Linked DNA regions of Mus musculus: all the other regions are linked to region 2. Evidence: chromatin contacts called from ENCODE Hi-C or POLR2A ChIA-PET data. All regions are on one chromosome and are shown on one strand. Each heading gives the region's core, a stretch centred on a gene start or an enhancer-like site at or near the end of the contact. The rest is flanking DNA. Distances are from core to core; before and after follow the strand shown. Region 1 holds the start of Cyp4f13 (cytochrome P450, family 4, subfamily f, polypeptide 13). Region 2 holds the start of Zfp952 (zinc finger protein 952). Region 3 holds the start of Zfp763 (zinc finger protein 763).

Region 1 (3,191 bases), core at 330-2,829, 46 kb before region 2:
TGAACTATTCAGGCCCTGTTGATTGTAAGCCACTCTAACAAATTGTGTGTGTGTGTGTGTCGCACATGTGTGCACATATTATTGGTTTGTTCTACAGAGCTCTACCTGATCAGGAAGGTTGGCAGGAAGCAGCAGGACTGTGATGTAGAGAGGAAAGGGGTCCTGAGAGGACTTGGAATGACAAACGTGAATACAGATTTTGGGAGGAAAAGGGGCTATGGGAGAAAGCAGCGTTTGAATCGATGGTATTGGAGGTGAAACCCTTTTAGGTGACACTGAAATGTTAAGTGTGACTCTGGCAGTAGGGAACCAGTGCAGCATGGAGCAAGGGGCACTAGGAATGAGGCCAGTGGAAGTGTAACCACAACTGGAGAGGCCAGAAGGGTCCCTGGTGAAAAAGAACAGTCAGACTGGGATGCAGCCCAGCGGCCAAGAGCTTGCTTCAACTCAGTACCATAAACAAAACCAAAAAGCTCAACTACTGCTCAAATTGGAAAATAGAGTCCACTGATGGTTCTTGAGAGTGAAGAGCAAGATAAGAAAGCATCAGGCCCCGAGGAGTTTAAGGGAAGAGATACTACTCACATCTCTCTCTGCCCATCGGGTACAGACACTAGCCCAAGGACAAGGATGGACTAGGCAGGGGCCAGATCTTGGCATGATGCACTGAAGCCTCAAACTCTTCGGTGGAAACTGAGTGGACTGGGGCTGTCCCTGCTCTGTGCTGCCCATCCTGGGAGCAGTTTTGCATTAACGAGGGGAAGAGACCTCAGATCATGAGTTTTGATCATAATGTGACCTAAAGCAGGCTGGGAGCAAGGAAGGGAGGAAAGGAGAAAGGCTCGGATCCTGGAGAGGCAAGGCAAGAGTGGACTGGCTGCTGGGGCGGAGAGGTCTCCCTATGTCTCCCCTCACTTCTCTACTGTCCTGTGTTCCAAACCTCTCCTGACCCAAGTGCCACAGTATCTTTCCAAACACGTTGGAAACACATCTACCCAGAGACCTACCTACTGCCACACTCACCAAGGCCAAGTGACCCCAGAACCAGCTCGGTTTAGGGGGCTGAGGGAAGCAACGAAGGCGACTGCAGTTGTCATAGAAGGCATAGATCCAGGCCAGAATTCGGGCTAGAATCCAAGATGCCCCTCCCAGCAGCAGTAGATGCCACGGAGAGGCAGTCAGGGACCCCATTCCCAGCCAGGACAGACATAGCTGTAGCATCCTGCAGGGCAAATAGGCAGAAGGTGAAATTCTGAGGCTCCGGAGAAGGGTGGGGACAGGCCCGTTTACTAGATAGGAATATAGCTAGCGATATAGACTGGGAGGACTTGGGGGCAGCGCAGGAAGAAGAATGAACATTGAGAGAGAAGAGGAAGAACACAACAGGCAGGACTGTTAGCATTCTAGAGGGCCTCAGCCTGAAGAATAAACTACGGGCGCAATTTCCAGGAGACCAAAAGTCTCCAAGGTCAGCTCCCTACAGCCATTCCAGCTGTGGGCAGAGCTCTCCCTGTTCTGAGCCAGAACTCGCCTTGTTGCCTTCCACCCCGGCACCTTCTCTCACGAGCAGCGAATCTTCCACAACTTCCTGTCTTCTCTGAAAACATTTTGTCCCGGAAGCTGTATGGGAAGTTCAGCTGGGCTGAACCAACCAATCCCTCCAACCCTCAGCCCAACCTCCAAGCCTGGGCAGGCAGCCAAGGCCAGTGGGGGCGGGTCCAACCTTAAAGGGATGGAACTAGACTGAGAGTCATAGGCTTAGGTGGGGCATCCTCAGCGTTTAACCTTTCTGCCTGAACCAGAGACAAAGGAGTTACAAAGGAGATTCCAAGTTTAGGAGTGCACCTGCCCTCCAAGGGCTAAGGGGTGGCAGATAAATCTCTCTAGCTCCTCTGCATAGTTGTCTGGGTAACAGCATGCAGAACTGTGAGGCTCTGAAATGCATTTCCTCTCCTCTCCCCACGCCCAACAGCTGCACAGCCTGGCAGAGATCGATTTCTTCCTTCTTGAACCCTAGGTTCTAGGTGGACCAATAATTGCAACCCTGCTGGAACCCACTGGGTCAGAGAGTGTAGGTTAAGCTCATGTGAGGCTGAAGCTCAGAGATCTGAGGGAACAGCTAAAAGGGGCCGTGAGCAGAGGGGACACAGGCTGAAGGTCAGATCTGGGCGTGGGCTGATGTCATAGATATGCGTTAAATATTGGGGGTCAGGAAACTTCTATTTTATTTTATTTTGCTGGTCATGTTTTGTTCTATCCTAGGTGGCTGGACTATCCAGCCTCTGTCTCCTGACCCTCCAGCAGTGCCAGGCATGGGTTTCCTCTCATGGTGTGGATCTGAAGTTGGACCAGTAATAAATTGGCAACTTCCCCGAGTTCCTTCTGTGCCACCTAGCCCAACACATCTTGCAGGTAAGACAAATTGTGGACTGAGGGTTTTGTGGCTGGCTTGGTATCCTAAGCAATGAACTGGAAGCCTTGCCCGGTTATTGAAAATGGGCTGGTTCAGGCTAGGAGTTTTATGCTAGGAGTTTTCAGTAGGGTTGGCCTCCTGGAAGTTTCCATTGTACTAGGTTTCTACCTCACCCCCAAAGTGCCTCCCATTCTAGTCATTTCTCCTCACCCCAAAAATGCCCTACCCCCATCTCCCAGTTCTCCCAGTATTTTCTCCCACCCCCACCTATTCCTTCCTGTTCTATCTGTCCCAGTCCACCCTTGGAATCTATTTTATTTCTCCTTCCCAGAGAGACCCATCTGTACCACTTTGAGCCATCTTTAGCATCTCTGGGTGTGGACTGTAGCGCAGTTATCCTTTGCAGCTAATATCCTCTTAGAAGTGAGTATGTACCATGTTGGCCTTTCTGGGAAAGAGATATCTCGACCGAGAAAGTGTTTCCATCAGGATACCTGTAGGGAAGTCCATAGAGCATTTTCTTGATTAATGGCTGATGTGGAAGGGCCCAGCCCACTGTGCCTGGTGCCATCCCTGGGCAGGTGAGTCCTCAAGTGTACATGAAAGCAGACTGAGGAAGCTAGTGAGCAGCACGCCTCCGTGGCCTCTCTTCAGTTCCTGCCTTGAGCTCCTGTCCTGACTTTCCTCAGTGATGGAGTGTGAACTGAGCTATAAACTGACATTAAGCCTTCCCTCCCTGTGGCACTATTGATTACTGTGCTTTGGAGCAGCAATAGAA
Region 2 (3,562 bases), core at 557-3,056:
GGCAGGCAGATCTCTGAGTTCGAGCCAGCCTGGTCTACAAAGTGAGTTCCATGACAGGCAAGGCTGCATATAAAAACCCTGTCTTGAAAAATCTAAACCAAAGGCAAAACCCATAACTTGAGTGTGGATGACACTTTCCCCCTTGTGACTATTAAGGCATTGGAAGGTCAGTCTCCTGGTAGAGAAAGTAGTGGAAGACATGGAGAGCTTCCAGAGTGAATGTTCGGTGTCTCTGGCTCATTATGACCTGTAAGGAGACAGTTGTCTGAGTCCAGTAGTCTTAAGGACAACTTCTCCATCTTACTGGTTGGGTCAAACTGAGTTCATGTTCCCAGGCCCAGGAACCAACTCTGATTCTGTTGTTTCACATGCTTCTTGCTTGTCTGATAACCAGTAAAGAATATATAAAAAAAAAAAAAAAAAAAGAAGTTGCCTGTTAAGGAAACTAAGGTACACACGCCATAAATCTATACACTGATTGCCTGTCATGACCTAACTGATTACATGCAGCTTGCCCACCCCTTTGCACCCTTATCATTTTGAGTTACAGGCCAAATGTCCAGGATTTCAAGGACATTGAAACTGGGTGGCCCCAGATAAGGCCCAGTCGCCAATGTGCATCACCTTCCTGACTGACTGCTCCCAGTCAGGGGCAGAGCCACAATGGAAACTCCTTTGTTCAACCCATTGTGTCAAAATATGAGTGGACGGGCTGGAGAGATGGCTCAGCGGTTAAGAGCACTGACTGCTCTTCTGAAGATCCTGAGTTCAATTCCCAGCAACCGCATGGTGGCTCACAACCATCCGTAAGGAGATCTGGCGCCCTCTTCTGGAATGTCTGAAGACAGCTACAATGTACTTACATGTAATAAATAAATCTTTAAAAAAAAATATGAGTGGACAATGCTACAGCCCACCCGGCTTCCCCCTGAACTTGTGGTTTCATCCTTTAATATGCTATACTATTTCCCTTCAGGTATGCAGTAGAGATCCCGAGCTGGCTACCTCTCTGTGTACTCAGAGAATAAAACTTTCATTTTAAGCTGCTGTCTTTGAAATCAATTTTCTTGGCTTCTCCCCGAACCTAACAGATCCACTGTGAAGCTCTTGGTCCAAAATCAGTGTTGATCTGGGAGGCTGAGACCATTTTACATTCCTGAATATAGAGGATTTCCTTGGGCAAAGAAACCTTTTTGGCTGACGTCCAAAGGCTGCTTTTCAGACCTGTTGAATCCTTTGTAGAAAACTTCGGGTGTGCAATTCCATTTTTCTCCAGACAATTTATAGTTGAATTCATTGTTGATATGTTTTAATTTTCTTGGCAGAAAACGGGTATATTGAAACACAAGGTTTGCGAAAGCTTTAGCTTAACCTCCCCAAATCTTGAGCTTGCATGTCAGGTCCTCTTTTTTTCCCTATGCCCCCAGATTGACATAGGGACTCTTCCTAAGGAAAAGTCTTGGGTTTTCTCCTTGGGGTACTGACACTAGAGGCTCCACTGTAAAGCTGTAGCATTAGTTCTTTAGGGGATAGGGTGTGTAGTTGGAAAACGCATGCACTAAGAATCCTGCTGAATGTTTCCTTAAATGCCACAAAACTTCAGGTTGCGCCAGGTTTGTTCTAGTGAAGAGCAAGCTAAAAGGGTCATGAGTGACAACTGTGATTTTAGCTGCAGCGGTACTCAGAAAGGCTGATTTCTTTTTAATTAAGCTCGTAGGAGGCAGGGGGAGTTATTCACCAATCAACGGCGCTGTTATTCCCCTGTCCAATAAGAAGCGCAGATAATCGAAGGGTTCCTCACTTGCTACCATCTTGAAGCCGGTGCAGCTGCGGGAAGAGTCGTGTCAACTCTTCTTCGGTTACTGTCACTTCTTCTAATTTCAGGCTCCTTGGAGAGGACACAGTATGCATCAAAAGCAGAGAATGGTGAGTGTGTCACGGGCTCCTGGCTTCGAGGATGGCAGATCTGTGACACTGCCAGGAGACCAGGGTCCAGTTCTGTCCCTTCACTACGAAACGGGTTTCATGCCAGTCCTTTCAGTGTGGGTCCATGCCTCGAACTTACACCTCTGCAGAATTTGCAGCGCTGGTAGATTGGTGATGCTGAACGCAAACTGCGTTTTGAACGACAGAGGGTGTGTGAGCGCTGTTGCGGGTCTTTCTGCCCTTGCACTTTCGTTTGCCCTGCTGTAGTTTTCCTCCGTGATCACGGTGTGTTTTTCTTTCGTTTTCTTTATTTTTTTCAGCTGTTGGGGGTCCCCCCAAAACAAAACACAAGCAGGCACAAGAGTCCAGCAAAGCAAGATCTTTATTTTAATTAAGCAGAAAAACCTGACCGGTCAGGGACAATAGCATAGACCCCGTCCCGGAAGGAAAATTGCACAGCATATTTCGGATGAGACCTCAGAGCAAAGGGGAGTGGAGTGAGTGGGCTGTAGCGTTGTCCAGCCGTATTTTGACATAAGGGGTTGGGCAAGGGAGTCGCCAATGTGATTTTGATGACTCCTGCGGCTTGTCACAGGAAAGGGGTAAAGGAATCATTGGTGATGAAGCCTCCCCTGGGCCACCTGGTTTCAAGGCTTTTTTCTCAGAATCTTGGTGGTCAGGCCTCATCCTGGACATTTGGTGAGTAACTCAAAATGATGAGGGGCAAAGGAGCTGGTTCCTGGGCCTGGGAACACGGACTCAGTTTGTTTCTGTCAGCAGGATAGTGAAGCTGTCCTTGAGATGCGTGGATTCAGACAACTGTCTCCTTACAGTAGGGCCAGTTGAACCCGAGGCTTTATTTATGTTAGGCAAAGGCTCCTTGTTGTGTAGAGGGCATTTTTCTCCATTGGAAATCTATTTCAACCTCGCTTTTGAGCTCTCTTTTGAATAATAATGCTGGTCAAAATAGTTAAAAGTGGAAATATGGAAAAATGGGGGGAAAGCCTGAGGGAAGGGATTCATGTAGCTGTAATTTGGTTTTCCTTGGTGGGTTTCTCCGAACAGAAAGAATTAGGAGAGTTCGTCAATTAGTCTTTAATTGGAATACAGTTCTTGGAAGAAATATTAAATCTTTGGTGTTTTTGCCTTCAACTACTTGTTCTATGTAGATAGTAATCTCTGACCATCAAGAAAGTCGGGGATGATCAGCCTGACACAAAGGCACCATTTATTTTTTTCCTTGAAATGGTTGAAACTGTTTTTGACTTTTCCTGCTGCCTGTGTATCTGCATGTAGAGTTCTCAGCTACCTCTCCAGCACTGTGTCTGCCTGCGTGCCACCATGCTGCCCACTCTAACAATGGACTAAAGCTCTGAAACTTCTTGCACGTGGCAGAGAGACACCGGCTACTTAAGAATGTTGCCGATCACTTCTCTGACTTTTGGGTAAGCCCAAGTTCAGAATGCTGCCTTGGAGGAAGTAATGAGACGGCTTATTCTGAGCTAAAAATGAGTGACATCTGCCCTGAAGCAACCCAAGTTTTTGTGGATAATGTGTCCCATCATTAAAGAGGTTCTACATACTTTTATAGCCAAACAAAGTCCTAAACTGAGATCCTTGACAAATGTCTTCCTGG
Region 3 (3,070 bases), core at 300-2,799, 40 kb after region 2:
TTAGAAAATCAAAAATGCTCTTTTCTAAATACTGTGTCCCAAGACTTTAAAAAAATTCATTGTACAAGTAATTTAAATTTATTTTCAAATAATAGTATAACTATAACCATGTTTCATAACAATGTTACCCTCTCCAAGGTCCTTCTCATTTTAGTATGTAACTGCTCATTATTTTACCTATAATTAGCTAAAATTGTTATTTTACTTATAATTAGCTAAAATTACCTAGTACCTGCTAACGTTCCCATCAATTTGAGCATGAATACAATACAGAGAGAATTTTAAAAAGTAGTCATTTTCTTTGTATTATTTAATACTTTTTATGCATAGCAGGATATAAAATCAATATACAGTAAGCAATGTCATTTCTCTACTCCAATAAAGACTAGAGTGGAAGGGAAAATCAGAAACAAAATACCATTCATGGTAACGGGAAAAGAATTAGAAATAAAGCCCAGTAAAAGGGTAAAAAGACTTCAGCGATGACAACTTCAAATAGTAAAGAAATAGAATACTCAAGTCCACGAAGTGGCAGAAATAATACTGTTCAAATGAATATTCTACTGAAAATACCAACTCCCCCACACCCCTAAAAGAATGTCATCTGGTAAATACTGATCAAATACTCTTAGTCACAATTTCTTCTATTTGGAGAACCGGCCTCCAGCACACAAGCAAACGATGTAGATTGGCAAGCACCTGATCTACTTTACAGGGCTCACAAAAACGAAGTCTAGGAAAGCTTTTTAAAAACCCGAATTTTGGCTTCAGAAATGGTCAGGGGGAAAAAACCCATCATTGTACTTCTCTACTTTCTCTAAGATTGAAAAATTTGGCCTACTCACAGACGGCACAATTAAATACTCTTTAATCTCATCTTTAAAGGGCAGCGCGCGCGCGCACACACACACACACACACACACACACACACACACACACACACACACACACACACAGAGAGAGAGAGAGAGAGAGAGAGAGAGAGAGAGAGAGAGAGAGAGAGAGAGAGAGAGATTAATAAGTTCTCCCGGCCTAGTGTTCAACTGCAGTACTGTGAAGAATATAATTTACAAAGGCGATGAGAGAAAAGAATCGAAAGCAGCAGAGATATGCCTATAAGGCATACGAGCAACTGCTCACACCACCCAAGTCCCCTTACACCACAGTCTGGACTCCGCGTCACCAACCTGCAGTGCTGCAGTGTCTGCGGAGGCGCAGGTTCCAGGTGAGGACTAACCCCATGAAGATAGGGGCCTGGAACGAAGTAGCTTCCCTAGGACAGAACAGAGCGGGCTCCGGTGCCCGGTCGCCTGCTCTGCGCACAATTCCAGTGTCCCGCTCCAAGGCACACTAGGCTGCACAGCACCAAGGGAACGGCAGGCAACAGCGCCACAGACTGCAGTGTCACAAAGCTTTCACTTACGACTCCAGGAGCCCAAGGCATACTCACCATTTCCTCTTTCATATGCATCCAGGTGTTCTTCCTAATAGGCCTAAATACAGGAGATATAGTCCAGCCCCAACACCACCACAGACCTTCTCAACAACACAGGACTCAAACATGGCGGCAAGGGCGGGACCTTCCGAATGTACCGGTTCGTCATTGGACAGTTCATGAATAGCAGTAACAGCATCCCTGATTGAGGAAAGATAGTGACAGCCTTGAGCTTAAATGCCTTAATTAATAACATTCCTCTTTCCCAGTGCAGTTAGAATAGCGGATTCTTTTGTACGCCAGTTTTTTTGTTTGTTTGTTTGTTTGTTTTCCTTTTGTTTTTTAAGTGGACTAAGCCGGTTCCGACCTGTTTTATAACTTTGCCTTTAAGGGGAACAGGCTACTTTATGCACTTTGTTCTTGTGAACTCTGGGGCCCTCTACTGCTTTGATTACAGTGTCCAAGTTTGCCCTGCACATTTTTGATTCAAGTTCTTAATGGGAAGACCCACAGAATCAAAGATCTGTCCAGAGACAGGAACCAGGAGATCCTACTATGCAAACTCATGACTTTGGAATGAGGTAAAAGTGTTGTAAAGCTCTCTCACACGTTATGTTTCAATTTATTGATTTTGTTTGCTTGTTTTTATTGTTGTTTTGAGGCAGAATCTCTGCTATGTAGCTGTGGCTGTCTAAGTACTCACCATATACACCAGGCTTGTCGCGGATTTACAGTAATCCAACTGCCTTTGCTTCCAGAATGCTGGAATTTAAAGGTGTGGGCCACTATGCACTGCTACTCAACCAATCCATTTTTTTAATCAATAAAATTAGAGCAACAACCAATGAATACAATTATTGAATTACAGAAACACGAAGTTACATAGCAGTAATATTCAACATAGAATTCAAGACATATATAGAGTAACTCTTCAATTCAGACAAAAAATTTCCTTGGCTCAAAATCCAGAGGGATGTCTACATCTACAAATATACACATACATCACAACCGTCAACATCACAGTGACAAACAGCCCTTCTGTAGTGCTGAGGTAGAGACAACTAGGAAGTCTGGGAACTCACAGAGGATGCCTTCTATTGCTTCCTGTGGTGGTGGTGGTGGTGGTGGCAACCTCTTTCAACACCTTCATTTAGGTGCTTCTCAGCCATTCGGTATTCCTCAGGTGAGAATTCTTTGTTTAGCTCTGTACCTCAATTTTTAATAGAGTTATTTGATTTTCTGGAGTCCAACTTCTTGAGCTCTTTACATATATTGGACATTAGCCCCCTATCAGATTTAGGATTGGTAAAGATCTTTTCCCATTCTGTTGGTTACCTTTTTGTCTTATTGACAGTGTCTTTTGCCTTACAGAAGCTTTGCAATTTTATGAGGTCCCCTTCCCCCCACCAGACTCAGAAAATCTGGAGGGGAACTAGAAACCAAGAGAGAAATACCCATCCAACAAAGAAATCCAACAAAAGAAATCCAACAAAAGAAATCCAACAAAAGAAATCCAACAAAAGAAATCCAACAAAGAAATCCAGAAGTCAGCACCTGGATCTGTAATTCATCCAAAATCAGATGCCTACACTTAATCATAAAAACACCACCAATAACAGTGAGGCTACAACATGT

What was found. Hi-C counts contacts between places; a loop is a spot of excess contacts on that map. ChIA-PET counts read pairs that join two places held with the same protein, here RNA polymerase II (POLR2A).
Region 1: POLR2A ChIA-PET joins it to region 2 with 17 read pairs in Patski. The contact joins the promoter of Cyp4f13 here to the promoter of Zfp952 in region 2. POLR2A ChIA-PET finds 5 or more read pairs at or near these places in 2 of 5 experiments (Patski and embryonic stem cell).
Region 3: a map of left cerebral cortex shows a loop between it and region 2 (2.6-fold over the local background). The contact joins the promoter of Zfp763 here to the promoter of Zfp952 in region 2. A Hi-C loop is called at or near these places in 2 of 37 maps with a recorded cell type or tissue (heart and left cerebral cortex). POLR2A ChIA-PET finds 5 or more read pairs at or near these places in 3 of 5 experiments (Patski and embryonic stem cell).

The regions. Positions count from the first base shown.
Region 1 is chr17:32,945,782-32,948,972 of GRCm38, forward strand. Cyp4f13 (cytochrome P450, family 4, subfamily f, polypeptide 13) reads right to left here and starts at 1,580. Exons shown (of 13, transcript NM_130882.1): 1 at 1,532-1,580; 2 at 1,024-1,222. The coding sequence starts at 1,221.
Region 2 is chr17:32,991,333-32,994,894 of GRCm38, forward strand. It overlaps Zfp952 (zinc finger protein 952), which reads left to right and starts at 1,807. Exons shown (of 4, transcript NM_001045559.1): 1 at 1,807-1,926. The coding sequence starts at 1,906.
Region 3 is chr17:33,031,832-33,034,901 of GRCm38, forward strand. Zfp763 (zinc finger protein 763) reads right to left here and starts at 1,550. Exons shown (of 4, transcript NM_028543.3): 1 at 1,451-1,550. The coding sequence starts at 1,471.